Linked DNA regions of Mus musculus: all the other regions are linked to region 4. Evidence: chromatin loops called from intact Hi-C (ENCODE). Cell type or tissue: heart. All regions are shown on one strand. Links, peaks and the distances in the headings refer to the core of each region. The heading gives the core; the rest is flanking DNA. Region 1 overlaps Itga9 (integrin alpha 9). Region 2 overlaps Itga9 (integrin alpha 9). Region 3 overlaps Itga9 (integrin alpha 9). Region 4 overlaps Itga9 (integrin alpha 9). Region 5 overlaps Itga9 (integrin alpha 9).

What was found. Peaks named below come from ENCODE experiments on the same cell type or tissue, not always from the same donor. Only the 100,000 strongest peaks of a DNase experiment are listed, where the experiment ranks them.
Region 1: a loop joins it to region 4, with 2.1 times the contacts of the local background. A loop is called at or near these places in 3 of 42 quality-filtered maps.
Region 2: a loop joins it to region 4, with 2.3 times the contacts of the local background. A loop is called at or near these places in 4 of 42 quality-filtered maps.
Region 3: a loop joins it to region 4, with 2.1 times the contacts of the local background. A loop is called at or near these places in 3 of 42 quality-filtered maps.
Region 5: a loop joins it to region 4, with 2.1 times the contacts of the local background. A loop is called at or near these places in 3 of 42 quality-filtered maps.

Annotation. Positions count from the first base shown.
Region 1 is chr9:118,734,711-118,741,044 of GRCm38, forward strand. All of the region lies in intron 15 of Itga9 (integrin alpha 9), which reads left to right. Among named protein-coding and RNA genes, the nearest start is that of Gm39454, 110 kb to the right of the region's middle. In heart, for the core only: no CTCF peak of the experiment used is centred there; DNase peaks (open chromatin) are centred at 3,031, 3,351, 3,761, 5,191 and 2 weaker places; H3K27ac peaks cover 1,953 bases.
Region 2 is chr9:118,796,464-118,802,797 of GRCm38, forward strand. The region is part of intron 17 of Itga9 (integrin alpha 9); the gene reads left to right. Among named protein-coding and RNA genes, the nearest start is that of Gm39454, 51 kb to the right of the region's middle. In heart, for the core only: no CTCF peak of the experiment used is centred there; DNase peaks (open chromatin) are centred at 2,918, 4,868 and 5,238.
Region 3 is chr9:118,689,838-118,696,171 of GRCm38, forward strand. All of the region lies in intron 14 of Itga9 (integrin alpha 9), which reads left to right. Among named protein-coding and RNA genes, the nearest start is that of Itga9, 86 kb to the left of the region's middle. In heart, for the core only: no CTCF peak of the experiment used is centred there; DNase peaks (open chromatin) are centred at 3,614 and 4,764; H3K27ac peaks cover 1,299 bases; H3K27me3 peaks cover 648 bases.
Region 4 is chr9:118,853,175-118,859,508 of GRCm38, forward strand. All of the region lies in intron 23 of Itga9 (integrin alpha 9), which reads left to right. Among named protein-coding and RNA genes, the nearest start is that of Gm39454, 5.3 kb to the left of the region's middle. In heart, for the core only: no CTCF peak of the experiment used is centred there; a DNase peak (open chromatin) is centred at 3,727; H3K27ac peaks cover 1,104 bases; H3K27me3 peaks cover 371 bases.
Region 5 is chr9:118,718,578-118,724,911 of GRCm38, forward strand. The region is part of intron 15 of Itga9 (integrin alpha 9); the gene reads left to right. Among named protein-coding and RNA genes, the nearest start is that of Itga9, 120 kb to the left of the region's middle. In heart, for the core only: no CTCF peak of the experiment used is centred there; a DNase peak (open chromatin) is centred at 2,998.

The sequences.
Region 1 (6,334 bases), core at 884-5,883, 120 kb before region 4:
CTCACCCTTTGTGAGCTGCTGCGAGACTTTTTGATAGGATTCCTTCAGTCATTCAACTCACCCAATGCCTAGATCACGAAAGAGGAGTTTGTAGAACGCTCTGAGGAGGGGGTTATATCTCTTTTCCTGACAGTTCTAGGGAACCCAGACAAGGAGAATGCTACCTGCATCTCTCTGGATAATAGCACCGTGTTGTTCCCTAAAACAAGCCTGGTTCCTCCCTCCAAGTCAGAAAGTCTCCCTTTAAGAATGTGTTTCCTCTCTGTAGCCGTTGTCGAAAGCTGTGCCTAATTACTGATGAAAATGTCTAATCATTGATACCAGATCACTACCAAATGCATTCTGCCTAAGTTCTGAGGTCTGTGTAGTTTGGGGGTGTGTGGTGGTTTTTAATAAGAGTGATTCTTGTAGGCTCACATATCTGAATGCTTCCTCACCATAGAGTAGAATTGTCTGATAGGATTAGAAGGATTAGGAGGCATGGCCTACCTGGAAGACTTCTGTCGCAGGTAGGGGGTGGGTTGGGTGGGAATGGGGGGCCTTGAGGTTTTAAAGTGCTTTTAAAGTCTCTCTATATATATCTATCTGTGTGTTTCCTCCTCCTCCTCTTCCTCCTCCTCCTTTTCTCTTCCTCTCTCTCCTTCCCCACTTATGTCCATGTGCCCCCCCGCCCCCCCCATGCTCCCTCCTGTGATGATAACGGACTAAGTCTCTGAACCTGTAAGCCAGTCCCCAGTTAAATGCTTTCCTTTATCAAAGTTGCCTTGGTCGTGGTGTCTGTTCACAGCAACAGAACATTGTCTAAGACAGTGAGAAGCAACTCCCAAAGTCAACGCATTTGGGAATTTTACTGAATTTTAATCAGTTGCTGGGCAGCCTGGGTGGCTGACAAACTTACTGCGAATCTGGCTGAGTCCTCTGAGGCTGTTGACTGCAAGTACTCTTTGTGACACTCGATTCGCCTATACTCTCTTCCCATCCCCAAGTCTGACCCCTCCATATGCCTTTCTCCAAAGTCTATGGCAGTGTGGAATGAACTACGGAAGGCTAAGGGCTTGCAGGAGCAGGAGCTGTGGTGCCCTGTGTTTATTTATTGACATGGTTCCTTCATCCATGGTGGGCATCTTGGCTGGAAGTTGATTCATTACTGTGTCCCTTAGCACATAAGACATCATATATGGGACATCCTATGATATGACATCATATCAGAGAAAACAGCCTATTTCTCCTTCTGCATTTAAATATCAGTGACTAAAACCCAAGCCTCTGTTAACTTGCACTAATAATTCCTAGACTAAAAAGCATCTCTGTGTTCCAGAGTAACCCCGAGGCCATGGCGGGTCTTTGAGACTCTCAGGACAGAGAGCCCCAGGATGTGCCCTCCAGGGCTGAGCTTGTGTCCCTTGCCATGAGCTCGGGGAGCTTCCCTAGAGGACTGAAGTACAAGTCCCAGCTCCAGGAAGGAGCTCCAAGGCTCGTGTCTCTGTTTTTCTCTCTGAAAGACAAGTGCAGTTTATGTTGGGTACTTGAGATTCACTCCAAGGGGCAGCTCTGGATGAATCAGGACCCGATGGGCAGTTTCTGAGGGCTGTGTACTTAGTGACACACATTAAAGTACCCATCCACGTGCCCATGGTCCATCCATCTTTCTGCTTGCCTGTCCACATTCTCATCCATGAATCCTCCACCACTAACTCCTGCAAAGCGTCCAGCACTGTTGGCATGCTGAAGTTTCCATGATGAAACCTGGCAGTGACAATGACCATTTACCTACGGTGCGTCAGTGTGACTCCAGTCTTCAAAGCAGCCTTGTGGGGTGGAGACTTGTGACCTGCAGCTCACAAAGAGACAATGAGAGAACAGAGGCTCATGTACCTTACCTGAGGTCACCTAGGAAGAGTGGAGTAAGCCTAGGAGTCTCTGTGACATAAGGACCAAATCTCTCTTCTTTAGGCGGTATAGCGTGTCCATTCTGGAGTGCATCAGAGCTGGCTTTGGTCTTATTTGTAAGTCCTTCCCCCAACTTCTTTGGGGGGTTTCCTGCTCTTAGCCAAATAGAGAGAGGGATCCCTTCCTAAGACTTTGCTTTGCCTCTCACAACCTCACCTATACTTGAAGTTCAATGTAGAGACCTCTGTGTCTTGAACCAGAGTATAAAGGAAGTTCCACTCAGCAAAGCCTCAAGGTTTAAAAGTTACAAACCAAGGTGGTATTAAACACTCTCTGCCCTGCCCTCCTCATGATCTAGAAGGCCAAAATCAAACTTGGAATTCTCAGGCTCCTGAGAGTTCAGTGCACAAACAAAGCACTTTTGGGCACCTGGCTCCTGGCTCACCCCTCCTTCACAGTGTGATCTGCCTCCATGTCACACTACAGAGGCCTCCCGAGCATGGGCATAGGTGGTCCAGGCACGATGGTCAGGCTTGTATATGGATGTTGGTTCAAGAGGCATCCACTGGTGCCTGGACGCTATTGGTGCTTTTCTTCATTTTTTGAGGAGGCCATCTTTTTATGAACCTTGCTTTTTGTCTAGCCAGGCTGCATGAGCCAGGGCCTGTCCTCAGGTCACCCCAGTCCCCTGTTCTCCTGACTTGCTGAGTGACGATAGAGAACAGGAAGATGGGAGGAAGATGTTTCAGGGCTGGGTGGAGGACTAGGGTGGAGTCCAGCTGGGTGTGTGTATGAGAGAGAGAGAGAGAGAGAGAGAGAGAGAGAGAGAGAGAGAGAGAGAGAGAGCAGCCAACAGGAAGGAGTGCTGGGTTCTCTTTTGCTAACTGGTTCCCAGTATTTCAGGGTTCATTCTGAAAATGCATTGTTACTATGTGTGCTTGCAGTCAAGCTGGACCATTGAGCTGTGGCCACCCCGGCTCAATTCTGCTTAGAACTATGATGTGACCAGCAGCCAGGATCCATTCCAACAGATACCCACCCTGTTCTTTGGCATTAGTCTGGGGCTGGAAAGCTCTCCTGGGTCTGTTTCCAAGTACAGCTGTCCTCCTTACAGGTCTATGGGTGGGCCCTAGAAGGCCACTGGTAGAGAGGCAATGTGGTATGGGACAGTGCTGGTCTGGAGGAACCCTCCTGCCCTGGCCCCAGAGTCCTGGCCTTTGGGGATACACAGAGGATGTGAGCACTTCAAAGTGACAGAGTTGTGATTGAGGACAGATTCATTCTCCTCTCAGCTCGTCTTTCCTCTCCCACCTCTGTGCGTTATGCCTGTGCTAAAATGAAAGCCATTGTTTATTTAAAAGGACCGTTTGCCTAATGCGCCTGGAATTTATTTTCTGGAGCGTTTTCTATGGTGATCATCAGTCCAGACCTTGGCTGTGGCTGGGCGATTATGTAACCTGGGATGGAATGAGTTCTGCCGGCGTGCGCAGCCTCCAGTGTACAGGACTCCTAGCTGTGCCTGAGAGGGAAGCTGGTGCACTTGTGGCTGTATACACAACCTGCTTCTGTGTCCTGCTGGGTTTGGGAGGGTGGGGAGGTGGGGGCCTGGGGGGATTGTGGGATGGGGAGGTGGGAAGGTGGGAAGGTGGGACTAGCCCATAGAGAGAGTCTGCGAGCAGCTAGTGTTAAGTCAGGAGGATGATTTCTTCATGGGGGCCTGCCTTGGATTTGCTGTAGAACTGCCCCCCATTCTCCTCAGTTATTGTCACTAGGGCTTAGATATCCCCTTGTATAAACCCCAGGCCCTTTTACCCCCATCTGCACGTTAGCAAAATTCCTGAGTATAATGATTTGAGCCCTGGCAGGATCCAGAAAATGTTCCTGGCCCTTTCCTCTCTGCTGGCCTCTGTCCTGTGTCTCCATGTGCCTGTATCAACGGCAATATTGACCTCAAGAGCCACTCTTTGCCAGGCTCCAACCCTGAAGTCCCTTGATTTCTACTCTGGAACCTTGCCTGGGTCCAAGGCGAGTTGCTTTGTCCTGGATGAACAATGGGAGGCTCTACGTTGATCTTGCCTTAGACCCTAAAGGGACGAATAAGCATAGATGGGTTTGGAACTCTGACCTTAGTCATGGATGGATACCAGTGAGCTCCCTTTGTGGTTCCTAACTTAGACCCGCAGTGTTGGGAAATGGTACATTTATTGTGTTTTGTATCTCTCCTCTCTTTATGTAACAAAGATGTATCTCTTCCCTATTGTTCCTCGGCTTCCCATGCTAGTTAACTCCCACTAGCAACAAGGCAGCTTTGGATTTACCCATTTAACACAAGAGTGGCCGTTAGAACAAGCTGAGGTGTTGTTGTCAGTCAAGCCAGGCTCTTCCTCACTGGAGATAGCGTATTCCACATAGGGATTTGGAGACTCCATATCCTTCCATTGCCAGCTCTCCCATTCCCTTGGGGGCTTCAAGTCTTTGGCTTCTTGGGAACAGAGGAAAGGCATCCTTCTCTAGAGACAAGTCATATGCCTTCCACTCACTATCTGTCAAGGAAAATTTACTCACAGCTGGCCTCAAAAGAACCTGGAAAATTTGGCTGAGGCTGAACAGCCAACTCATTCATATAGTGCCGTGGGACTGGGATCGGAGATGAAGGACAGATCTCCTTGTGAGATGGCAGGGGAGCAGGATTAGCCAGAACTTGGTGATAGAGCATGTGGGGAACAATGAAGGGAAATAGGTAGCCTGAAACCCCTAAGGTCTCTAGTTGGCAGATGAGTGGATAACGCTGTCTCTGGGGGATGGAGCTGACAGGAAGGCAAAGGATGTGAAGCAGGAATGTTCAGGCTGGTCACTGGCCCACCATAGTCTGGTGCTATAGAACTGTGTCATGAATACAAGAACCCATAGGAAAAGGTGTCTAATGACCCTATGTCCCTTGTGCTAATCTCAGAGAGGGGTGGTTCAGGAAGATGCTGATGCTGTACTCACAGCCTTAGCACCTGATGGGATCTGCCCATCGGTTTCCAAGTACAAAGCTCAACATAAGAAGAATCAAGGGGAAATAGATACCCAGTGGCCCAGGCGGAAGCAGGGAGTCTGACATCCTGACCTGTTATCTCGGTGGGGAGGATGTGTTCTGTCCTTGCACTGTGACATTCCCTTTGCTTGCTTTGGACTCAGATTTGTTACTCTGGGCATGTGATGCCAAGAAGGACTGAAAGCTGGCATGATGCAGAAATCCCCAGAAATAGGAGCCAGTAAAGGCCAAGTCTGGGGCTGTAACCACGGGCCACTTGGCCAGTGAGCTAATGGGTCAGTCAGTCCAGGTTGCTGTTACCACCCATGGGTTCATGGTTGCCAATGATGCCAGTGAGGTCACAGCCCTGGGGCTGCCTGAGGTCTGGGCTAACAGCTGGCCACCAGAGCAGGGACTTACAAACACTTTGTGGGTAGGGGTTAACATGGGAGTATAAAAGTCAGATCGACAGCTTTTTACCATTGTGCCTCCAAGGTGGGACTCAAATCTCTGCCTGTGGGGAACCTGAGCAGAGTAAGAAAAGATCAGAGGCCTTGTTCCTAGATCTGTCAACCTTGGCCACCTCTCTCACTCAGACTATTGAACAGTGGGAAGCAGTGGGGACAGCAGTTCAAAGTTTGCGGGGGACGGGGGGGGGGAAGTCACTGTTAAAGAAGTGTGAAGTGTGTTTTGCCCTCTTTGTGGATTTTGCGTGAAAAATGGAAGGGGCTGGATAGCTGCTTATTTGGAAAGAAGGCACAGGCACACAAGACAACCATCAGGAGCCTAGAGCCATCCCACGGCCACACACAGCCCTGGTGAGTTACATAGCTGCAGTGATGCGAGTTGGAATGACTCCTCCCCTTCAAGAAGAGCCAACTGCGTCCTTATCCACACCTGCTTAGTGCAGGGCCGGATTTGTAAAACAGCACCTGTGAATGGAATGACGGCGATCACCAGTCCAAACCAACCTGTTTTCAGAAATATTTGTATTAATTTGATGCCCCAGCAGCCTGCATGACCCCTTTTAGCACCAAAGGGATAGCTGTGTTTGCTGAGCATGAGCAGGGCAATCTGGGACTCTAAGGACAGACAGTGGTTGTAAAGCAAGAGGTTGTAACCCCTAGGGAATCATGTGCCTCATGGAGTGTCCTAAGATGACATGGAAGGACATTGTTGCTGTGTTTCATATCTGGTAGATTTGCAGCACTGGGAAGAGAAGCGCCATCATGCTGAAAGAAAAGCTACCTTGAAATATAGAGATAGCCCTATCTCCAAATATATCTGGGGCAACCCAGAACAGCAGAGGCCTGAGTGTGAAGTAATGGAGAAGATTCCAGAGGGTTCAGATTATGTACAGGGATAAATGCATCCACCTACCGGTGGAGCCAGCAGCCCCGAGTGGTTAATACCAACGACAGACAG
Region 2 (6,334 bases), core at 409-5,408, 57 kb before region 4:
AACTATAATAATATGCTACAATAAAAACGTTATTATTATAGGATTAGTATTGATGTCCTATTTAAGGCTGTTTTATGTAGAACATGAAAATTGACACTTGAAGACACAGACTGACAGTGAAGCCCTGCCTCCCAGCCAGCAACATTGTGACTTGAATGTGAAGTGTCCCCCACAGGCCTAAATATTCGAATGCTCAGTCCCCAGCTGGTGCCAGTGCTGGGGAGATTATGGAACCTTTATAAAACCTTTAGGTGCGTAGCCTTGCACAGGGGCAGGCTTCAGGGATTATAGCTCTATCTTATTTCTGGTTGTTACTCTCTCAGCTCCCAGTGTGATCTCATGCTGGGACATAGAGACAGTCAGATCCCTGGAACTCAATGGCCAGGCAGATCAGCCAACTCAGTGAGTTCTAGGCCAGTTGGAGACCCTGTCTCAAAAAGCAAGGTAGATGGCTCCCGGGGAATGGATGACATCTAAGGTTGACCTCTGACTGCCATCCTACAAACACACGTACATGCACTACTTAAATATACAAACAAGAGAAGGGAACTATGATACCTGGGAGGTACCCTTGTGGAAGTCATCCATGGACCACAGAGGTTAAAGGTTATGTGTTATCCAGAGCCTGGGGCTCCTTCCAGAGGAGCCTGGATCCCTCTTTTTCAGAAGTAACAGGATTAACTAGTGTCTGCATCTTCCTAGTGACAGGTTTCCCCCCAGACAGAATCCTTGCTACCTAGATCCCTTTTCTCCCAGTCCTGAGTTTCTGGCCTTGTTCCTGATATCAGAAACTGCATCTCTTCCACCCATCAATGTTGCTTGGAATGGGTACCACCTCCCACTGCTACAACACCCTCATCCAGGGACTGTCTGGAGTCAGTGCACAGATATTCCTTATCCCAAATGGGATAACTTGAGGCTGTGCTTTTCAAGGTCCCAGGCACCCAGAGAGGTCACTGGCTTCATGCCACGACCCTCACCGTTGCCTACTTCTTAGTATAGCCTTCCCTGTGTGAGTTTTGGAGATCTCTCCTGAAATACTACTTGCTTCAAACCTGTCTCTTTTTAGGGTAGCCCATGCTAAGATGTTCCTGTTCTCCCAAAGCTCTAAGGCTCACCTTCTTATCACATGTGTCAAGTGGTAGTCTCTTGCCTGACGGGTAAGCCTTGGACATCAGATTTAAGTAAAATTTAAAAATTACATTGTGGGGGAAATCCACTTGGATGCGTTCTTGTCTTGCCATTTCTCAACACTTACAAGGCTACTTAAGATATTTTGTAACTTTTTCATGCACCATATTTTGGTCATATTCTTTCTACTCCCCCAGCCCCCTCCCTACCCACCCCACTTAATAATTTACAAGAGGGTTTTGAAGAAATTGGCACTATCACTGTGGTTTTTCTTTTTGGTATTGGGATTAAACCTAAAGCCTTACATATGCTAGGTAAGCTTTCTACCCCTCAGCCACATCTCCAGGCTTCAGTGAGGGGTGTGTGTGTGTGTGTGTGTATGTGTGTGTGTGTATGTGTGTGTGTGTGTATGTGTGTGTGTATGTGTGTGTGTGTATGTGTGTGTGTGTGTATGTGTGTGTGTGTATGTGTGTGTGTGTGTATGTGTGTGTGTATGTGTGTGTGTGTATGTGTGTGTGTGTATGTGTGTGTGTGTATGTGTGTGTGTGTATGTGTGTGTGTGTGTGTATGTGTGTGTGTGTGTGTGTGTGTGTATGTGTGTGTGTGTGTGTGTGTGTGTAGTAACCAATCTGATTTACATGAGTATAATTGACTGGGACGTACTTAGTGGTTGTGCAGTTAGCATCTTTCACTTACCCGTTGATGCTGGTAGCAAGAGGAAAGCATGATCTCTGGCATGTAGCTTTTACTTCCACGTAAGATCACAGCTGAGATCTTTAGGAACATTGAAAAATATCCAGTGATGGAAAAAATCCATCACCAACGTCCTTCAGCCTCCTCAGGTTCTTCCTGTTGAATCTTTAGAACAACTTATCTGGAAAGAAGTGGAGTTTTCATCCATGAGGATTCAGCATAAGTCGTTGATATATGCATCAAGTCCACCCCAGTAAGGAACTTTGGATGGTCTTCATGCTGGATGGAAGGAATGAGGCCGAAAAATAAGTGTAGCAAAAAATCTGGGACTTCACACAACTCCCAGTTGGCTACCAGTACTGCCTGACATTGGGAACAGTGAATGAATTCATGCTAAAGAATTAGGGACCCCATAATACATTCCGAAGGTAGCTGCTTTAACATGTCTTAGTAGGGCTGCAGAGAACGCTGACTGATCTTCTGGAGGTCCCAGGTTCAATTCCAAGCAATCACGTGGTCACAATTGTCTGTGACTCTAGTTCCAGGGGATCTGACATCCTCTTCTGGCCTCCACGGGCACTAGGTGTGCACACAGCACACACAGAGGCAGGCAGGCAAAATACCCACACAGAACAAACGATGCAAAGATATATTAAAGAGGAATTTTCAATAAAAAAAAAATAAGCAATGTGTGTCCATCGAGCTATGAAAGTGTAGAAGATGAGGCTTACGGAAAGGGTGCGATTCAAATCTTTTGGTGGCTGTTAATGATCCCTTTCATTAGAAAGGGCAGCGAAGGGCCTGTGTGCAAAGGAGCATGACCCACTTAAAAGGCTGCACAAGCAAATTAGAATTAATGGGAAAATCTATCAGAGGATAAAATTCCTTGAAAATTAGAAAGATTGTTCTTCAATAAATAAACAAGCACCCATGGAATGTCTGGCACACAAACTGTGCACGATTGTTTTAAACTCTTGGCAGGCGTGTCTGCGCAGCAGGTCTTCACAGAGGCCTGTTCTATTTGAACGTCATTAAAAGAACCTTTCTCGCCAGAGCCCTTCCTGATATGATGGGCTTTATTATACAAGAGTGGCAGCATGGATGGCTAAGGACATTTGACACTAGCTCTAGCTCAGACCCAGCAGGGCTGGGTGACCTCCGCTGATTGGGTCCTCTCTCAGACTCAGCTTCTCCCTCCGGAAAATGTCCAGATTAAGCTGATGGTCTGCTGCCTGCTTCGGGGTGCTTGTCTGCCGTTCAGTGAGGGCTCATAGAACTCCCTCAGGAGAGGCCAGCCTCTGACACCCCACTGAAAGATTAAACGACCAACACATCAGGTCCAGGCCGATCTTCCTAATTGTCAGGGAATTATATCCCCTTAGAAACTTGTGCTGGAACCAATTCTGACCCTGGGAGTGTAAGGATGAGCAGACGGAAACAAAGGCTCCTTCCTGGTCCCTCTGTCACACCCCATGGTGGAGACATGGTCCCCAGTACCAGATTAGTATGCAAGATCTACCAGTAGTCTCATGTACAAAAGAATAATTCTCCCTCCCAGAGCTAGCGATTAACTGCCAACAGCCACCCCTGGCCTAGAGAGAACCTCCCCAACCTATGCTGGAATTTAGGTTGGATTGATCTTGTTCACTCAGCCACAGCTTGAGCGACATAAGTGCCACACCATGCCAAGTCTAAAAGTTTGTGTTTCACAGCCCTGGCCCTCCCCTTTCACACATGGACAGTGACAAGTAGGCTTCGTGGGTGGGGTGGTTTGTATGCACTTGGTCCCCGGAGACTCATATATTTGAATGTTTGGTCCTCAGTTTGTGGAAGTGTTTGGGAAGGATTGGGAAGTGTGGACTTTTTGAAGGAAGTAAGTCAGTTGGGGTGGGCTTTGAGGTTTCAAAACCCCACAGCATTCCCAGTTAGCGTGTCTCTGTCTCTGTCTCTCTCTGTCTCTCCCTACCTCTGGCTCGTTTGTCTGTGTGTCTGTGTCTCTGTATGTCTCTCTCTCTCTCTCTCTCTCTCTCTCTCTCTCTCTCTCTCTCTCTGTGTGTGTGTGTGTGTGTGTGTGTGTGTGTGTGTGATTTTGGATTAGATGTAAGCTCTCAGCTACTGCTCTAGTGCTTGCCTGTTGCCATGCTCCCAGCCATGATGGTCAAGGACTCAAACCCTCTGGCACTGTGAGCTCCAATTAAACTCTTTCTTTTACAAGTTGCCCTGGTCATGGTGTTTTATCACAGCAAAAGAAAAGTAACTGAGGCAGTGAGTTATTAGAAAGATGGGGTGGATTATGAAGTTGGATGGGGAGTCAGAAGGAAAAATTGGAGGTATAAATGACCATGTTTAATTGTATATATGCATGAAAATTCTTTTAAATTAATTTTAAAAATTAGTGTGAGGCTACCTTGGCAAAGTTCTGAGAAGAGCTAATGAGAATTCATGGGGCTGGTAAGCTCACTCTAAGGATGTGTGTCATTCACAGGAGGAGACCAGGAAGGACCTCTGCACTATGGCAGATGGGACAGAAAGGACGCTGGTGGCAGTGGCAAGGAGTAGGCTCTGGAGGCAGCGGAGGCTCTTGCTTCTCCTCCAGCCTCCAGCTCTCTGCCTCACGATTTCCTCAGCTCTAAAGGAGGCTCTCCCGTCCAGTCCTGTGAGCCCTCCAAAAGGCTTGTTTGACAGTACCCGGTCCCATGCTAGCAAACTGTATTTTCGTTTCATTTCTAAGAATAACTTAGGGAGCAGCAACCTACTGTTTTGGTTATAGAGTTTTAGCTTTAGAGAAAGAATGAAAACAACTCCAAGGTTTCTTTTTCAAAGTTTTGAGTCCACATTCTACCCTGGAAGGTGCCTGGCTTCCCTTAATCACAAAGCCCGCTGGAATCACTTGACTATGAAAACCCAGGCATGACCTTACTGCATGGTTAAGTGGCAGAGGCCCGTGGTGGGCCTGGCAGGAGTTCAGGTGTTTCTGGCCTGATTCCTGGGAATTTACACATGAGAGAAAAGACTAACCTCGTGAACTACAACACTGAGAAAGAGGCGGCAGCTCTGGCCCGTGATGCTGTGTCCACCTATGTGGTCTCTCTGCTTAATATTCCACAGTGACTGGTCACTCTGAGGTCTCTGGCCCTGTGTGAACATGTATGCAGGTCCTTCCCCTGATCAAGCTAGGTTAATGCTGTCCCATACTCAAGGTCTGGCCGTTCTCCTTTCATGTTACAAAAGCAAATGGGAACAGAAATAACCCATCAGTTGTTTAGACCCAGAGTGGCCAACAATAATAAATAATCAGCAGCAGAAAGGCTGAGGTCAAGGTCTTCATTCATTGGAGTCCATTCAAGAATTCGTAACTCTCTCCTCTGAGTTAATTTTTCACATCTTGTTTGGATCCTCGGAGTTCTTGCTTCCAAAGCAAGGCCATCCGATTTCTTGTTTCACATGTTTTTCTTGTTGGCGTGCCAGACGTGCTAGACAGCGGGGCTTCTTTCTGCAGATGGATAATGACGGTTCCTCCCCCCCACCCCCATGAAATTTGTATTTCAAAGAGTCATAGCCGGTCGAGTGTTTGAATGGTCCTCTTCCCTTGCACGCTGTATTAACTATGTTAATTGCTGTGGACAACAAAACATATGCCAGTGAACTTAAATCTCATTTATTGGAAAGATACAAGCCGGTTCTGACGAGGCTTAAAAGAGGGTTGGAGGCGGGCGTACAAGTTCAACAGGAAACAAGGGAGGCAAGGTGTAGCTCAAGGAAGTGACTTCTGGGTCTTCAAACCTCCTGTGGCCAACTCCGATGACCACAGGACCGTAATGCTCTTGTGAAACCCTCAAAACTCAGAGCTGTCGATGGGAGCGTTAGTCACCAACATAAGGCCACTTGAACATCTGTAGATCATGGGAATGTGTAATCAGGGGCCCACAGCTTAAAGACTAGAGGGGTTAGCTGCCCCTTCTCATCTGTCATGGGGTTGCCTGAGCCAAGGAGCTGAAAGAGATGACTGTCCATTGCACGAGGACTCCCAGGCTTCTCCACATCTTCCTCTAATGAGCTGGCCAGTTAGAGACTGGCCACTGCAGTGACTTCATTTTGCCCAGAGCTTATAGCTTATAGATAACTTATCTCTGTTATCACCTTCATCTCATCATTACCATCCTTGGCCGATTCACCCCGCCTCCGGCTCTTCTGCCATTGCCATACTCCCAAACACCCTCCCCTTCTCTCCCTGTCTTTGACTGGTCCACTTTCGATGCCAAGGACAAACCGCTACCAGAGGAGTCTGGATTCCCCACCCACACTCAGTGGCTACGCCTCACGCTCTGTTCATTCAGCCACAGCTGTCCACATGTTCACCAGGCCCCACCAGCAACTGTTCCCTGTCACGTGTCCATCCATTGTGCTTTCTCTGATGGCACTTTCCCACGCACGTACAGATACACTGCGATAATTACCATCTTCAAAAAAATCATGTCCACAGTCCACTTCCCCAGTAGCACATATCCTG
Region 3 (6,334 bases), core at 589-5,588, 160 kb before region 4:
CTTTGGGATCTGGAGGTGAAGGTTTCCAGGACTCAGGTTTTTAAGAGTGTGGTGTTACTCTGGCATCTCAGAGAGTTTGGGAAAAGCTCATATTCAGTTAGACATTCTCGGACAGTCCAGGGAGATGGTGCTGCACATGGGGTTGGGCCCTCCCAAAATCAACCATCAATCAAGAACACTCTCTATTAGATATGACCACAAGGCAAAATGAGGTACATGCCTCAGTTGAGATTCCCTCTGATGATGAGAGGCAGTGTCAACTGGAGAGCTGTAGCTAATTATGGCCACTTCCGTGTGAGGTTTGTGTGCAATCTGAGTGTGAAAAGCACTACTCTGGAGTTCGTACTTATGCACAACCCCCAAACCTGCAAAGCACACCCACACGTGTAGTTCCCTCAGCTGGACTTAGGACATTCCATCCGTTACATCAACATGCTGATCAGTTGTTAGCAAACATTTCACAGGATGCTGTAAGCAATTATTATGTTGGAACGGGGAAGGGATGGGGAGTTGCCAAACCCAGGCCCTCTTGCCCGATAAATACATGCCTATACTCCCAAACCCCTGAATCTTAATTTTGTTACACATAAAAGGGATATTTTAGAGCTCTAGAAGATATGCAAGCAATAGTTCACACTGATTCTCATTCAATAACCATTTACTCAAATCTACCTGCGCCCTACACCAGGAACAGTTCCGAGCTGCAGGCCTGTGGGGAGTTCTCGTTGCTCTGTTCCTGATGTGGTGGTGGACACCACTTTTATAGTTATGATTTCGGTTCTGTAGAACATTAAAATGAGTGGCATTTGGGAGAGCGGAGAAACCGAGAAGTGAGTTTAAGGGCAAGAAGGCTCAGAGCGTGAGACTCCAGGGCTGAGTGAGGAGATGGGGTGGAGCCCCTATGCTTTCTCAACCGGTGACCCTTTCCGGGGCCACAGTCACACAACAGCTTTTCACAGACCACTAGGGTCTGAGCTTGACCATGGTCCTTAAAGTATTGAAAGGTTGTGGAAAGGCAGGCTGAGGAGCCACCTGGGCAGTGGTCAGTGGTGGGTGTTTGACCCCTGTGCATTCTCCATTCAGGTCACTTCCCTAGCCTCTGTCACATGAGTCACTGAAGACAAATGTCCCTTTGTACTCTGCGGCTCTCTAGGAATCTTTGCCATTAGCAACCAGGTTGGGGCTTGAGTTATAGCTGAGTCTTAAAGAAAGTGCTTAACATGTGTGAGACCCAGAATTCAACCCCCAGAAGCACATGTATGTGCACACATGGAAGAACTAAGATTCACGTGTGGACGATATTGAAATTGATAGGGCAGTAAGGAGAAGTCCCCTCACTTGTTTTTGTAAGATGCTGCCCTCCGGGGACAACCACCATCACTTCATCTGAATAGCAGGAACTACTCAAGGCCCCTGAGATGAGGTTGTTGTCTGTTCCCTCATAGAAGGAAGAAGAGGGAAGTCACTGGACTCACCTGAGACTCCAGCCATTTGCGTCCATACCTCTTAGCCATTTGTATGTCATTCTGCCCTAATTGCGCTTGGCCTCACAGTCTCTGGCACGCTGGAGTGGCCGTGGGAGGTCACTGGAGAGGTGAGGACCATGCAGCTGTGGGGAAGTTGTCATCTATGCTGGGGTGACACTTTCCAGAGTGGCTGTTCTGGGATCACCCACACTCCTGCAAGAACCATTCTTTCATGCTCTGTAAGTTAGCCCAACAATCCTCCTGGTTCCCTGTTGGGAATTGGTTCTCTCCCCAAGCTGGACTTTAGGGGATCATAGTTTGTTCTGGACTTTGCTTGGCCCTTGAACCCCTCTAGAAAAGGGGTAGGCTTTCATTTACATCCCTTTAGGGAATGAATTCCCAAACTATCATCTCATTTTCTTCTGTCATTTTCATGAAAATGAGGGACATCTCAATCAGAAATGGAGAATGAGCTGGCTGTGGAGCAGAGAGTTTAGAGAGAAAAATGGATGGCTGTTCTGGAAATGTGGTCATCAGTGGGGGTGGTAGCTTATTGGAGCTGTGTAAGCCAGGGCTGATGTGGCTATCCCCCATGGTCAGCAAGGAGACTCTTGGTTCCACAGAGCTAGGAAGACGGTGTCCCCAGTCTCCAGATACAGGAAGGACAGGCACCTCCAGGACAAATGGTCCTCCACCCAGGGTCATCTCCTAGGCCTCTGCATTCAGAAGGCAGAGCTGGGGGCTCTGTATTCCTTCCTACTTCTTTTTGGCGGTGGACCCCTAGCTGTCCCGGGTGTTGTCTGTGGACTGCCTGGTGATGCCTGTCTGGAAAGGTCTTCTGGACACTCGGCATGTCTGTATTCTGGGCTGTTTACCAGCAGATGGCTGCATATGGGCAGCCCCACCTGGGCACCTGAATTACAACCAAGGGTGGGGTCTTCTGTGGCATCAGTCTGGTGGGTCTTCAGTCACATGACCTGTTTGGAGGATGACTTTGGGAGCCAGAGAAGCTGTCTTGTCCCTTGGGCTTCTGCATCTTGTCCTTGGAACCTATCGGGCTTGGCCAAGTACACGTCTCTTCAATCTTGCTTCAGCAATGGGAAATCTCAACTCTCATTTGGTCACAGCAGTGTCAAGTTCAGCCTGTAGAGGGGCAATGGTGACTTCTGGGAATACTGTGAGAAATGGGATGTCCATAAGGGGTGAATTTGCCTTGGCCACTGTAATAAGCAAAATCCAGTGAGGAAACAGATTGCCGCAGTATACATTGTAAGAGGGTTTGACTCTTCTTGGAAGGGACTGAGCAGGCCGGAGAGGAAGCAGTGGTAACTGCAGAGGAGAGCTGCCATGGCTGAGTCCAAGCCAGTAGCTGTCCAGCTAGCTGCTCAGATCAGCTGCATGACATCTCCTGCGGGCTTCTGGTTAGCCATGTACACACAAACTGAAAGAGAATTTCAGGTAGAAGACAGTGACCTGTGCTTTACCAAGCTTCTGGGTGGCCTGTCAAGGTTACACTCAGTTAACTCCTTCCTTGGGGTTATCAGAACCTGAGAGTTTGTGGAAGGGACTCTGTGCAACTCCAACCCAATTCTTTAAGCAGAGAGCACTGGGTGGAACTACATACCCCTCTGAGAAAGTATGATGAGGGCTCTGGGCCATGGAGAAGAAACTAAGAAGTTGAATTATGGCTGTTGGGGCCAGCTGCCATGAAAAAAAAAGTTGTTGGTTAAGCGGATGAATAAGCATGGAGGAGAAAGGCCTTCTTACCCCTCCAGCCTTGCAGGCTCCCTGTCTCTCTCTCTCCCTCTTGTTATTGGCAGAACCTCACAGGGAGCTGTTGGCAAAACAGGTTTGTGGGATCCCAACCCTAGAAGCACAGCAGAGTGGATGGTGGGCTTGGAACTGAGAACCAAGGGCTTCATAAACCAGCAGAGAAGCATCTCGGTTCATGGGGGATCTGAAGTATGAAGGCCACGTTCCTACTCCAGAGAGCCTTGGCTCTCAGAGGCCGTTCTCCGTGCTCACCCTGGACTCTGGAAGCATGGAGGTGGGAAGATGAACCTCATCTGTGTTATTTTGGGCTCTTGGATCAGCAAAGCGTGATGAAGCTCTGCCAGACGCTGTGCTCAGCCCTGGGCACAGAGCACAGGCTCACATTCTAGCGGGAGGGGTCTCCTCACTTGCCCTTCTAGACACGTGCCAAGTGGCATGCCGGCTGGCTTCCCACTCTGGCAGCAGGCAGCCTCACGAACAGGTTTATCCCATGTTTCACTAAGCAATTGCAAACAAGAGTTCGGCTCATTCCAAAGAGTATTCTCGGATGCTTCATCCTTGGCTGCCTGTGGCTTCCTAGAGCCTCCTGACAGCCACAAAGAGAATTGATTTCTGTAACCAAGAGCGATTTGCTCCTTACCCATAGGCTATGTCTCTAGTTAGACCATAGGGTTGTCTTGGTGGTCACAGGCTTGCCCTAGCATCAGATGAAAACTTGCAAGGGCTGAGTCCCATGACATTGCTTTTTCCACCTGCTAGTTCAGGGGTTGAATCCAGGGTCTCAAGCATGCTACGAAAACCCTCGACCACAGGGCTGTGTGCCCAGCCTGTCTTTTGCTCTCTGATCCTTCACATCTCCCTGGCTTACAGACAACCTGACAAAGCTTTCCATTGAGCAGAGGCCCTATCACTGCCTGCAGACAAGCTGTCGATCCCAGCGTCCGAGGATGGCCCTCAGGTCATCCAAAGGCATAGCAGAAATATAGTCGGAAGCAGATACCTGGTACCCGCAAACCCTTTTTTTCTGACGTTAGAGGTGGTGTATCTGCTCTGGAGAGCTTTTTTTGCATGAAGAGAATTTTCCCAAAGCTTCTGGTCCCCTGAAGTGTAGGAATAGGAAACGGAGAGCCTTGTCCACGGAAGGAACGGAGTTACCTAAAAAACTAATTGCTTGCTGCTCAAGTAAATATCGCATTCTTTGGAAGAAGAGAGAGAGGGTTAAGAAAAGCCAGCAAGGTGGAAATGTCTCTTTCCCTCCTCTCCTGGGATGCGCTGAGGGAAATGAGTAAGGCTGGAAGTCAACTTTCAGAGCTGAAACCTTGTTCTGATGGAGATTTGGGAATGATTTGGTGTTGGCTGGGACAGACCAGAGCCCCAGTTGATTCAAGACAGCTGGTGCTCTCCCGGCCCCAGCCCATGTGGGGGGCCTTTGGGAACCAGCTCTGGGGCAGGGAGGGGAGGGGCATGACTGGGGACGGTCAGCTTTTCCACCACATGACATCATTCGACATGGCATAGACACAAACTGCCAGAAGGAAGAACTTGATGTGTCATGTGCTGTGAGAACCGGAGCTAACCAGAACCAGCATCCTCCCGGGCAGGGGCTTTGAGGGCTGGCTTGCATTAGGGGGTTGCTACTCAGACACCACCCTACCTCAAGCGAGCTGATTGGCTCCAGCCTAGCATGTGTGGGGCACTTGAGTGGGAGCTATTTAAAGGTCCCGCTGGAGCAGAGGGCTTCACAGTCGACCGTTTCTTCTTACTTCTGGCAGCTCCCAGACTCTCCTCACTCAGGAGTTTCTTCATGGTGAATCTTGTTTGTTTCTAGAAGGGAGAGTCAGATGAAGAATCAACCTATATAGACTTAAAATGTCAAGATAAATTCCATACCTCGTAGGAGGCAGCGCTAGAGAGGAAATGATTACCTTTGGCGGGTGGATAACCAGGTCTGTCTGGGATCAGACACTTGAACACTGGGGATAAAGCTACTAGGTTAAAGGGTTGGCACCTGAATGCCCCACTCAGAGCAGAGCTGGTGTCTCATCTATGGCTCTGTTGTTTGAACTGCAGCCTCCTACCCTTCCATGAGCCTCCAGAATCTTCACTCGTGACTGCAGTGATACTTTGAGCAGTAGGCGCTTGCAAAATACCCAGCGCGGCGTAGCAAGCCAAAGTCATTCCCCTATTCTGACTTGCCCTGGGTTAATTTAAAAATCTCCCACAATAGACTCCCAAGACAAGGGTCTCAGGGCACACCTTGGCAGAGGGATGAGCCCGGGCAGTACCAGCCTGTAAATGTGACAGAATATTGGCATAAGCAGGATTCTCCAGAGGAACAGGCCAGGGAGATTGGAAACGGGAAGAATAAGAGTATCAGGGGGTGTGGGGCGAGCTGATGGGTTTTAAGGGATTTGCTCATAGGACAATAGGACTGACAAGCCTGAATTCTGAACTAGGCAAAGATGCGGGCTGAGCTGAAGCTTTGGTTTAGATCTGTAGACAGGCTCGATGCAGAATTCCTTATTGGGGTACAGAAAGAACTTAGGGGTTTTCTTCTCAAGATTTTCAACTACTGCAGCCCACCCACATTGTGGAATTTGTTTTGCTTCATTCAAAGTTTAATAATTTAACTGTCAAACTCATTTCAAAAGACCCTTACAGAGGTGTGTAGTTCAGTGCTTGACGGGTTACCGAGGTCCAACCAAATTGGCACATAAATTAGCCATTCTAGCAAACCAAACAGGGCCTGTATGACTAAGCATGTCACCACTGTGGGTCCATTAAACTCAGTCCTGCTGGGCATCTCATGCCTCAGTGTGAGGCACCCTAAGGGGAAAGAAAACACTGTCTACCTACTGGGTGCTGCTTGGAGTCCTGGCTTCTACCATGAACTGGAAAAGTACCTTCGTGGAGACAGAGAGATTGGAAAAGGCCAAGAGGATGTGTGTTGGAGTCCACAGCTTCTGCCCTGACTTCCTGTCTTCCTGTCTTCCTTCCATTCTCTCTGAGCTCATCTGGCTGGATCACCAGGGTCTGCTGTCCCTCCCAGTTTCCTTTTCCTGGGGGGCATGAACAACCCTCACTTGTCAGCCAAG
Region 4 (6,334 bases), core at 803-5,802:
TTGATTTGTCATTGAGTGGGTGGTTTAATCTCTAGGGAGATGGAGTGTGGGGCATCCACCTCTCTCTGAACCTCTGGAAAGGAGACTCAGCAGAGTCAGCACAGAGGAAAGCACGGCAAGCTGGGTCGAGAGGATCAGGAAAGCATGGGAGGGCAAGGCAGACAGCCAGAGAGATGCTCTCTGCATCATGGTTTGAAAAGTGAACCAGCAAGCCCATGGCCTGTGACACATTTAAGCCTAGAGCCTAAAGGACACTACCATGGGGTGGAGGTCTGGGAAGCTTTGTGGGAAGCTGCCATGGTTTTGGCGTTGGCCTCCTTGGGTCACATGGGCCATAGACCAAAATCCTGTGAGTGTTAGAGTGCTGAGCAGGTCCTGGTCTCTGAGGAGCCTGCTCGGTTGCCTGCTTACCTCATTCTATGCCACGTATGCCTGTGTGCCCTGTGCTGTGCCCTTGTCTGTGGGCCCTGCTGAGCCCACACAAGACAATCCCCTACTAGTGTGTACCAATGGGGTGACAGTGCCTGACCTTAGCTTGAGCTCAGCAAAGCACACACTCCTATCTTCTTGCTTTTTACCTTTGGTGCTGATGATTGAGCCCATGCAAAGCACATTCTACCACTGCACTGCCCCCACTCCTCCCCTTCTTAGCTGTTATTAACTATAGTAACCAAAGCCTTGCATTGGCCTCAATAGCTGGATGAATAGTGTTTTCATTCTATTCTATATAGCACAACAGTGTTCTGTAAGAGCTGATCATATGAACAGCTATATTATATATGTTTTATATATATATGTATATATGTGTCATATATACAATATATATGTTATAAGGAGACACAAGCCCCATCCACCCCCCCACCCCCACCCCATGAGCAGAAGTAACTATGGACCAAATCAGAGCTTTAAGTCACGTGAATATTCAAGGCATTTAAGAGCCATGTGATATGTACTTTTTTTCATCTTTCCTGATCTATTATCCATGGATATGTGTTAGGTTTTCCCCAGGGTTTTCAGAGCAGCTTCTCTGGTGTCTATCTGGTGATTCTGAAACTCCCAAGAAGAAAGAGGAGCTGGCTTCTGGGTTTTGAGTTCTCGGAAGCAAACCCTTCAGGGATTTTTCAAAACCATATTTAGGGCTTGGTCAGTCACAGAATTCTCAGTGGCTAACCCCAGTGAAAAGACTAGCCATGCGCATTATTAGCATGAGATAGGACAGCAATTCCCAGACAGCAAATGTTGAGGCATTGTGTTCCTGTGAAGAGCCTTCACAGTGTGACTGGTGAGGAGCCTGGAGACAGTCACGTGGGCCGTATGATACAGCAGTGAACAAGGATTCCAGACACTTGTCTCAGAAGCCTGCAGCTAGCTCACCCTTGCTTAGGGTCCCTGTTTTCTCAAAGTGAAGGTAGTCTGCAGCCCAACCCAGCCCTCTCTTGCTCTGTGGAGCCTGAGACCCCTCAGCAGGTCAGTTGTGACTGGCTAAGCTCATGATGTTTCTACCGCATCCTTCACGACTTTGAATGGAATACGGATTTCATTCAAGGAACTCGGGTCGTCTTCTAGTTTCCTTTCGGCTCCTGGGATAAAAACAACCCAACCAAAAGCAACTTGGGTAGAAGAATGGGTTTATACTTCCAGGTCACAGTCTATCACTGAGGAAATTCAGGATATGAAGTCAAGCAAGGACCTTGAAATAGAAACCATGCAGAAATGCTGCTTGCTGGCTCACACCCAGATTCACACTTACCTAGCTTTCTTATGCAACCCAGGACCAGCATTTCTGGAATGGTGCTGCCCACGTTGAGCTGGAACCTCTTGCATCAATTACTAATCGGGACAGTCCCCCATACACTGTACAATCCCTAACTGAGACTCCCTTCGCAATCACTCCAGGCTGCATCTAGTTAACAATTAAAGCTAATGAGGACCGTCAGCTTAGTACTAATTACCTTTTAGGAGTACACTTCTTAGGAGTGTTCATTAGTAAAGCCTCCAAGACCCTTTCTAGAAGACTTGCATCAAGCACACAACCTCCTGCAGAAGGAGAGGACATGGAAAGGGGGAAGAAGAAGAAGAAGAAGAAGAAGAAGAAGAAGAAGAAGAAGAAGAAGAAGAAGAAGAGGAGGAGGAGGAGGAGGAGGAGGAGGAGGAGGAGGAGGAGGAGGGAGGGGGAGGCAGAAGAGGAGAAGAAGAACAACAAGAACAAGAAAAACAAGGACAAAAAGAATAAGAACAACAACAAGGGCAAAGATGGCTCCCAAAGGTGGAAGTTGTATACAGACCATTCAGCAAATGATGTAAAGGGATTTGGGAAGAAGTCACAGAAAACTTGTACAATGCAGAAAAAAGAAAATGAATTCAAGCTATATGGTTAGTTTTTCTTTTAAAAGCATGAAAAAAGTACTGAATATTCTCATAGCCTTTGGATGGGAAGCCTATCTCCTAAGCCAGTCACAAATCCCTGAAGAAAGGACTGACAGATATATCAGTCACTTTTCTTTTGTGATAAAGCCATGGCCAAAGGCAACTTAAGGAAGAAAGAACTTATTTGGGCTCCAAATTTTAGTGTCCATAATGGGGCAGCAGGCAGGGGAGCAGGAAGCTGACTCATCATATCCTCAACTGCAAACACAAAGCAGAGAGAACAGGACTGGAGCGAGGCTGCAGACTGGCAAAGCCGCCAAGTCTGCGCCAGCAACAGAGGTGAGAGCTCAACTACCTGAACCCGCGGGAGACACTTCTCATTCAGATACAATGTATAAAGATGATAACCTTTTGTAGCATCAAAATACTTCACAGACAAAGCTCAAAAGTGTTTGGGAAAAGATATTTGCAACATAGGGAAGTGACCAATTATTTGTTTTTTCAAAGTAACAAGGAAAAGCCAAAAAAGAAAAGATCATACAAATGGGGGTGGCCAGAAAATCCACAGGAGAAGTTTAATTGGGAAATGAGCAAAACCCAGCCTCCCTGTAATGAGAGCATCGCAAGCTAACAATGAGGTTTAATCTTTGAACACGTTGTTGGCTAAGATCAAAAACAATGAGTGTGTCCACAAATACGGCAGGTATAAAAGACAGAAAGGGAAACTGTCAGAATTTAAACATGAGTCCTAACCCCACACTTCCGGGAATCTGTTCCAAGAGACTGTAATCTACTCAGCAAAAAGTCTCCACTTTCGGAGAGGAGATTTGCATTATCACGGTCTCAGCATCACCATCGGCCTTTCCTATTCTGATGAAGCAGAAGGGAACCTCAAATATTCCATTCCTGTTCTGAGAGGGGGCTGTTAGAGTCAAGATAACAATAAATACTAAGTTTATATTACTAGGAACTTATCACAAGCTGGGGGGTGGCTCAGAAAAGAGAGGGACATCCAAGGTCTGAGTTCATAAGAACCTGGGTTGGTAGTCACTCTTGACCACTGGACCACACAGCCACCTGCCAGGCCTCATGACATCATTCTGTCTGCCAATCATGATGTCACCCAGCTGCAGCAACACCATCTAGAAGACAGACTCCAGCCACACCTGGACTTCTGACTCCAAATCTACACTCGGACAAGCCCTGCACAGTTCACGTGCACACCCCTGTTTGAGAAGCCCTCTCTACATTATCATATTTCCTCCCGTGTGCTTCCGTGTTCCTGTCGGTCACAGTTCCCTGTCTGATGACAGTTGTTGCTATATTTGGCTGTCAGGAGGATTTGGTTTTAAGCCACATGTCCTGTCATTCAACGAGTGCTTTACACCCAGCACATGTCAAGGGCTGGGTTACGACAGAGAATAAAAGACAGAAAGACAGAGCCGTGATCATTGCCAGCCCGAGTGTAGCTTACCTTCTGGTAAGAGAATGCAAAAATAAGGAAAGCCCACAGAGCATCACTTGTGCCAATGCTACGGAGACAAACTGAGGAAGTAGAAGATGGCCGGGAGACAGGGAGGGTGGTCAGCAACATCTCTGCGTCTTCCTATCGGGGCAGGGAACAAAGCATCCCCAGGAAAATATGGAACGAGATCTTTCTGCTTGGTGGCCTTGATGTGTTTACAAATGATCTGTCTGCCTTATCATTCCTTGGCTTGATTTTTCTCTTTAAAAGTACCAGCCCCCAACCCTCGAGGCTACTCCTATGTGGCGTTCAGATCCGACTCCCAGAAGTCTGTGTATGTACGCTCATGAAAGCTCACGCTGGAGTTCCCTATCACCACGAATCACTCACTGTTCTGTCAGTGGCTATCCACGGTGACATTGAAAAGTCCTGGGCTTTAGGATTTCGCTGTCCTCGGATGCTAATTGCAACAAGAAGCCTCCTTTGCAGCGGGCTTCTAGGAAGTTGTGCCTCTTGTGTTCATGTACCAGCAGATACCACAAATCACAACTGAGCAGCTCGGTTTTGCCTTAATCTCTGATACTGTACCCAGCATGGACTCATGCTGCTTCTCCTCCCTCAGCTTTCCTCAGGAGGAACTCAATGGCTTGTCCTGATCCTGGCTGAGAGGGTCTTCCTAGGGAGAATACTAGGCTTAAGCGTCCCCTGCCCCCAGCAGTGAAAGATGGATTTACTGCCCAGAGTGGCTTGGGGGACTACATGATCTCGCTCTCTATCTTCGGGCAGAATGTGGTCAAGATGTCTTTTCAGTACAACAGAACCATATTTCCAGCAAGTTCTCTCTGCTAAGCCATCGCAGCATCCCTCAAATCCCACTGTTATGACTAGCCTTGGTCTCTCAAGTTCATTTCCCTCTTGACCTTTTCTTAGCTAAAATGGAAAACAGTTGCCTCGTTCCCTCGCAGAGAAGTTGAGCTATTACCTAATCACCCTCACCCCCTTCTTTTCCAAAAAAAAGATGAGAGCTATTTTCTCTCTTTTCTATCCTGGGGCATTGCCTTCGTTTTCTCCGTGGGCTCCAAAAAGTAAGAGCAAAAATTCAGAACGAACCGGCATGTGCTGTGATTTCTGCTCAGTCTCTCCCACCAGGAGCCATCATTGCGCCAACGATGAGAATCTTCTGTGCAGTTGGAGAACTTCATCAGGCCATGTTTGCCTCTCTGTGCAATTCCAAGACACTCTTGAGGGTCTCTGTAAAAAGATCAAACAGGAGGGTCCAGTGATAGACCCTTGCGATTCTGACGCTAGGGAGGCAAAGACAGGAAGATCTCTGGGGTGTGCTAGCCAGCCAGTCTAGCCTAACTGGATAGCTCCAGATTTAGTAAGAGACTTTAGTATCTCAAGAAAATATGGTAGGGAGTGACTGAGGAAGATAGTTAGCATCAACCTCGAGCCTACATGCACACACATACATATACACTCATATATACATACATACATACACACACATACACACACATACACTCACACATACATATACACAATACATACACTCACACACACACACAGACACACCAAGAAGGTTGTATTGGGTCAACCACAGGGTCTGAAATCCTCCATACATATCCCAAACATATTGTCTGGCCATATTGTTTACTAACCCACCCTGACTTCCCTCTGGTTTACCTTTCAGCTCACTGACCCTTTAAGGCTGCTGAGCAAGCCACCGTGTACTTCCCTTGGCCCCTTTCCTTGCTCACAGCTCCTTCTCCTTTTCCGCTCACCCCCCCCCCGCCCCACCCCCACCCCATATCCAGTTCCCAGGCCCTCTCTTCCATCATGCCTTCCTGGGTTTCATGTAGACGATGCTTCAGAATGTAGATCCTAGTCCAGGGCCTGCACTCTCAGGGAGTCTGCCCAGGCCACCAGCCCCAAATCTGTGAACCCCACTCTTGGTTCCATTTCACTGTGGCATTTCCTTTCCAGATTTGTCACTCACTAAAGTCAGTATACTTAATGTCTGTCACCTCCTCACAGGAGAACCAAACGTCACAAGAGCAAAGGACATGGCCCTGTGCTCTGTATATGTCCACACTCAGTGCCTGGGGGAAAATATAAACTAGGAGAAATAAAATTTCCACTGCCCACATCAGCTACACCGCCACCAGATATAATTCCTTCTGCCATGGGCTTGGAAGATAGATCCTTAGCTATCAATAAACTCTACAATGTATCTACAGGGTGTTCCTTATGTACAAAAAGATCTGAAAATTTTATAGTCACTGGGAATCCCTACATAGAGCCAATTTTGAAAAAAATGCCACTCACACACCAGCAAAAGTTGCCTTCATTTCCATCTGAGAATCAAAAAGAAGGTGATAATTTCAAATCAGATAGAACTGCCTACACTGCCAAAAGCTTCAATGAGAAATCCACAAACTTTGGGAATGGTTGTTATGGAATCATATTTCTTCATACCTCACCCTTTACATACCACTGATC
Region 5 (6,334 bases), core at 424-5,423, 130 kb before region 4:
AGCAGGAAGCAGAGAAAGGACAGGAAGTAAGACTGGGCAATAAAGCATCAAGATCCACCCTCCATGACCCACATTCTCCAGTGAGGTTCAACTTCCTAAAGGTTTCACAGCCTTCTGGGTTAATGCCACAGCTGGGGACCAAGTATTCACACACTCCAACCAGTGGGGGTGGGGTGGTATTGCACATTCACCCTGTCACAGGTGGTATAGAGTAAGACAAAATAAAATTTTATGCTCAGATACATTTTAGAATAAAGTACATTTAAAATACCCCATCCGACTAAGGACAGGCTCCTGGATTGCAACGCTTCAGGACCACAAAACACTGGAGGAGACTAGATGCTTACATTAGTTGACCTTGCAGCGTTTTTGTATCTCTGAAGCTGAGGCAGAGCGGTTGGTTTTCTCGCAGTAACTTGGCTTTGTGCCTTCAGAGGTCTTTTCTCTCTATTTATATGGAAACTTTTTTAGCCTCAAACTTGAGTGCTAGAAGGACTTATTTCATATCCATAGATGTTGCTTAAAGATAGCATGATCTCTGCAGTCCCCACCACTTACAGCTTCCATCAATCTTCTGATGAGCTAATTGCTGTACTATATTTTTAGTGGGCTTATGTACTGTAGAAAACTCTTTGAAAGCCCACACTTCATGTTAAATTTAGCTAGACCCTTTGCAGCCTTGAGTGATTGTTCATCTTGATGGAAGAAAATAGGATCCTTTCTCCTCCACCCACCGTTGTCATTCAATTATTACAGATTTATGCAGGAGAAAGCAACTCTTGTGTGAATGGGCATCTTTTAAAGAATCATGACACATCACTGAGACAGATATACTTGGCCCCCAATTCAACGGGTACCTGTGGAGTGCTTGTGCCCATAGGTTCTGTGGCTGGGCTGGAGTCCGGAGGCTCATCCGGTCGTACAGTCACACCCAGACTAATAGATGAGGGAATGAATGACAGACACTCAAGAGGACCAACAGACATCCTGAAAGACTGGCTCTCACAAAGAGAACAGAAATGCTAGTTAAAATTCAAGATGTGCATGCGCTTTAAGTGTTTAAACAAAGCAGGCCTGGTCTTGGACTCCTAAAGACTTGTGAGAGGAATTGCTGTCTGGAAGGCTAAGGCTGTCCAGCAGAGAGTGAAGGCAGAGCTGGGGTGTGAATGGGACCCCTGTACCCCACAGACTGAGACTAAAGCACACTTATTTCCTCCTTGAAGAGCCAGTTTCCATGAGATGGAGCCAACCCAGGGTTATGATATGGATGGATAGATGTGGTTTAACCAGAATGCCCCCAGAAGGTCCCTGGCATATGGCTGACACTCCCTCCCTCTGTTTCCATTAGACTCCCTTTCCTAGGTTCCCATGGAGCCTGGAGTGTTACCTAGACTGTAGTTAAGAGCTTATCCAAGTAGGACCCTGCCTCCTGTGATAAACAGCCCCAGGCTGAGTGGGCCACAGAAGGCTGGCATATATATGCCAAGTATATTCTCAAGACATTTGTATAGTGAGAAGTGAGAAGATCGTGGGTGCCACATAGGCAGAAGGACAGTCACCATTGATATTATGTGGCTAATGACATGATGCTATGCTGTGTAACTACATGCATGTGTTTCCTACACTGCAACAACCATACAGTCACCTGGGGCTTTTAAATGGGTTGATCATAAGCGGGTATGGAGTTTTAGAAGAGACAATGAAGATACTCAGGAGAGGATGGTAGAGATACGGGTCTAACAGAGATGATGGTATAGCCATGTAGATGTAAGTGCCAGGGAATTTTACACTTAGAGATGCTTAAAGTTAGAAGTGTGTCTATTTAAATCTTCTCTCCAGCTGACCGGCAGGTCCCCTATGCCTGGAGTCTTGGATTCTGTAGGTTTACAGCAGGAACTAACAAGCCAGTATCTAGGAAGTCCCAGTTTATTATCTTTCTGGTACTTTTTAAAGGTTTATTTATATTTATTTCAGGCGTGTGGGTGTGTGTTTTCTTGCATGTTTACGTGCATGTGTGTATGTGTCGCATGTGCTTGATGTACCCTTGGAGGACAGAAGAGGGTATTGGATGCCTGGACCTGGAGCTACAGTTGCGAGTTGTCGTGTGGGCGCTGGGAACTGAGAAAAGCACCTCTGAATCTCGGCCATCTCTCCAGCCCCAGGACTGTACGGCTTAAGAAGACTTTTAGTTTTCAGCAAATGTTGATTACAGAGAGGAAACCCCTAACCTGGACATATGAACATCGTTTCCTGTGTGTATTGCCTGTGGCTTGTGACATCCAGCTTCTCCACCAGAGCTGACTGACTGAGGTAGTAAATGTCTCCTCATTTGAGAGCTTCAAATGTGAGTCATAGGAGTCCCATTCCTCAATCTGAGAGAAGGCTTGGGCTAGATGCTTCCTGAGTGTCTCCTACCTTAAGAACCACAACAGAGTTTGCATCTAACATTGACTCAGTGATGCCCCATTGAGTCGCCCAAATGAGTATCTTTCTAGGCTCTAACCTAAAAGGCCACAAAATCCTGGCCCACAGAAGAGGGGTTGCAGTGTTTGCTGGATTGGCAGAGTTGGGTATAGAGTTGAGGATGGGAAAAAAATTTCATGACAAGTCCTTTGGCATGGCTTTTGTGTGTTGAGCCTTGGAGATACTAGAAGACCTTGGTATGATGGATCGTAGGCCTCCGAGGAATAGCTATGGCTGCGTATGAAGCTGGGTTAGATTAAGCGTCTGATTTATAGTGCTGTAGTTGAAACTGCCTTGAGGATGCATATCACTGAATCATGCCAGTGAGAAAATTTAAACCATCTTAATGTCACACGACTGTGGGAAGCCAGCTCCCCTGACATAGGTTGGTCAGCGGATTTGCCATGCCCTGAAACAGCTGCCTACATCTCTAATAACCCAGCATTTCTGCCCTGGGTGTGGCCACCCCTAGCCTTGGATGACCTCTTGGGTATAGCAAAGACCCAAATGGATGAACCTCTTAGGTTCTTGGCAGCTTTTGTGGGGCAGATTTGGAGTCCTGTAGGCTATTCTGGTTGTTGCTATTCTTACATATTAAGTGCCCAGGAGATTGACCAATCAGATCTGGCTGGGCAGCAAACTTGGGGGTATTAATGGGGGAAAGATTCAGCTGTGAAATGGGCACTGGGGTCTGAAGGCCAGGCTGCATTTTGAGTTTCTTGTTAATCAAGGCAAGGTTTGGAGTGTCTGGATATGTATAGATGAGGATTGTGTCGACTTGACACATGCCTCCTTTCCCCATTATTTCTTTGTGGCATGACCTGTCATACTTCATTAGGGTATGTCATTATGGATGCAGCAAAGGATTATGGGAGACTCCTGGGAGAAAAAAAAATCTACCTCTGAGGTTGACCTGTGCGAGGCCCAGTGGGCTCATGTGCACTTTCCCACAAATGTTGACATCTGAGAGCTTCCTTCAGTTTCCACAGATATAAGTGTTCTTATTTCAATCTTAATCATAGAAAAGGAGTGATGTTGTCACAGGGTAACTTCATAGAGCAGAGAGATAAAGGAAATATTTTTTAAAATTGGCTCTGGAATTGTACCAGATGAGAGAGCGCAAGTTATGACACCCTCCTGACGGGAGGTGACTAGAAATAGAAAATCCTAACTCATTGATTGATTCAGAAAAGGGCTTAAATGAGGCTGTTTGCATTGCTTCCTGGGAACATACCAAGATGTGGCAGACCTGATATTGTCTAGTTGCTTAAGAAACAGATTCACTGGGACACAAGCCTACAACCTACTTTTTCTACAAATAAACTATCTTAGACTTCAAGTTGACCATAAAAGAAAAATAAACTCAAGGTCTAGGCCATGGTGTCTGAGGTGACCGATTAAAGATATTCAGTATAGCCACTTGTTAAAGGCAGAAGGGGTGGGATTTATAACTGTTCTGGATGCTATAGCTGCTGCTGGCTGGCCACAGTTCTACTCCAGGAATGGAGAGTAACTAAAGACCACATCTCATCAGCAAGTTATTAAATGCCTACGACAGTACAAAGTCTGACTTGTTTGTATAACACTACATCCATGTTAGGCTAGGGATAAGAAACAACAACACAAATGGACAATTGTACAAGGAGGCTGAACCTGAACTACAAACCCATAGAGCCCTGATTGGGAAGTGACTCAAATGTCCAGAAACACTGCCTAGATATCAGCTGCAAATACAGGAGCAAGAGTTCTCTTGTAGTCCCATGATTCAAATCAGCAGCTCTCATGTAAGACCAGTGATTCTCAAATTTTTATCAGAATCAAACACATACAACAGAAATTGCTAGAGCAGCAGGTGTCTGGGCCCCAACTGACTTTTTTTTTTTTTAAATCCAGTAGGTCAGCAATGAATTTGTAGTGATTTGAATAAGAATTCTCCTCATAGGCCTGGGTATTTGAGTACTTGGTACCCAGTGGGTGGTCCCTAGTCTGTTTGAGCTGGTTTGGTGGTACAGGAAGTATGTCACTGGCGTTGGGCTTTGAGACTAGAGCCATTTCCGGAGGCTTATGTCACTGGGCTTTGGGGTTAGTCCCACTTCTAGTTCTACTCTCTGCTTCATGGTCATGGTTGAGCACTCTCAGCTTCCTGTTCCAGCCATCACACCTCCTGCTATGATGGACTCATAGCCCTCTGGAACTATAAGCCCATGCAAACTCTTTCTTCCATAAGTTGCCTTGGTGTGTTTTATGACAACAGAAAAGTAACATAGTATTTCAAACTGTCTTTGAGAGATCCTGTTGCTAAACCACACTCTATACTGTGAACAAGTCTGGACTCCAGCCAAGGGGATCTCACCCTTCTTGTATAGGTGTCAAGAAGCCAAGGAGACTCCTGGGGATGGGAGAAGACTGGGTTTATAGATGGGAGAAGTTCCTGCTGCATTCAGATTCTCTTGGTTTCCTTTTCACTTACTGGGATAAAACACTCTGACAAAAAACCAATGTACTCAGCTTACAATTCCAGATACAGTCCATCATGGGGTGTGGGTGGGGGTGGGGGTGGGGGACATAACAATAGGAGCTCAGGGGACCATTCATACTGCATTCATAATTAGGAGCACAGAAGAAAGACTGTGCCTGCTAGTACTTTTCTCTCATACAGTCTAGGATCCCTTCCTAGGGATTGGTGCCACCCATAGTGAGATAGTCTTCACACCTCAACCTAATCAAAAAAAAAAAAAAATCCCCCACAGACATGCTTGGAGGCAGTTCTAATTTTATTAAACTGACAGTTGACACTAAAAATCACACTCTCCACCTGAAGACCCATCATGCTTCATTTTATCCTACCCTCCTGCTTGCTGTTCGATCTCAGAAATCTAGGAGGAAGCTTATAACTGCATTTTTGTTTAAATGGGGTGGGGAATAGGACTGGATTGACTGTCACATGCTGCTGAGAGCCACTGGTTTTCTTTCAATTATTTTGGTGGCCTGTTGGAGTCTCCCTTGAAATTTTACCAGGATATTACTAAGAATGATTTCTGAGTTCCCGATGATTAAATGGAAAGTGAGGTGAAGTCAAGTTCACATTTTACCCTCATGAATATTGCCAGAGAAACAGGATGGTAGGCAGCTAAGAGTGTGGCTCAGATGAATTCATGGATTTGAGACTCCAGCTTCAGTGCTCCACCATTGCCTTAAGCCAGTGATGTGACCCCACCTAAGCCATCTGCTAAGTTGAACCCGGGTGAATATTGTCTTAGCTAGGGTTTTACTGCTGTGAACAGATACCATGACCAAGGCAACTCTAAAAGACAACATTTAATGGGGGCTGGCTTACAGCTTCAGAGGTTCAGTCCATTATCATCAAGGTGGGAACATGGCGGCATCTGAGCAGGCATGGTGTAGGAGAAGCTGAGTGTTCTACATCTTCATCTGAAGGCTGCTAGCAAAATACTGTCCTCCAGGGAGCTAGGACAAGGGTATTAAAGCCCACAAGGCCACACCTACTCCAACAAGCCCACATCTCCCAACAGTGCCACTCCCTGGGCCTAGCATATATAAACCATCACAAATACAATTGCTATAATCACTCACATATCTGACAATGGCAGGGACCTTGGATGAGATATCAGTGTGGACCCTCTACAGGGACTGCTCTGGGGACTCTTGGAAGCATGACAGCAAGTGTCTCACAGAACAGGAAGGAAGTGTGTTATGGTGCCTGTATGACCTACTCTCAAAGTCACAAAACATCACCTTAGTACTTGAAGGATCCTCAAATGGCCCACCTAACCTTAGGACAAATGCAAACAGGTATCACCAGTCAGGGAAGTAACGTCAAAGCCAAGTTATAAGAAAGGCAGATGAAGGG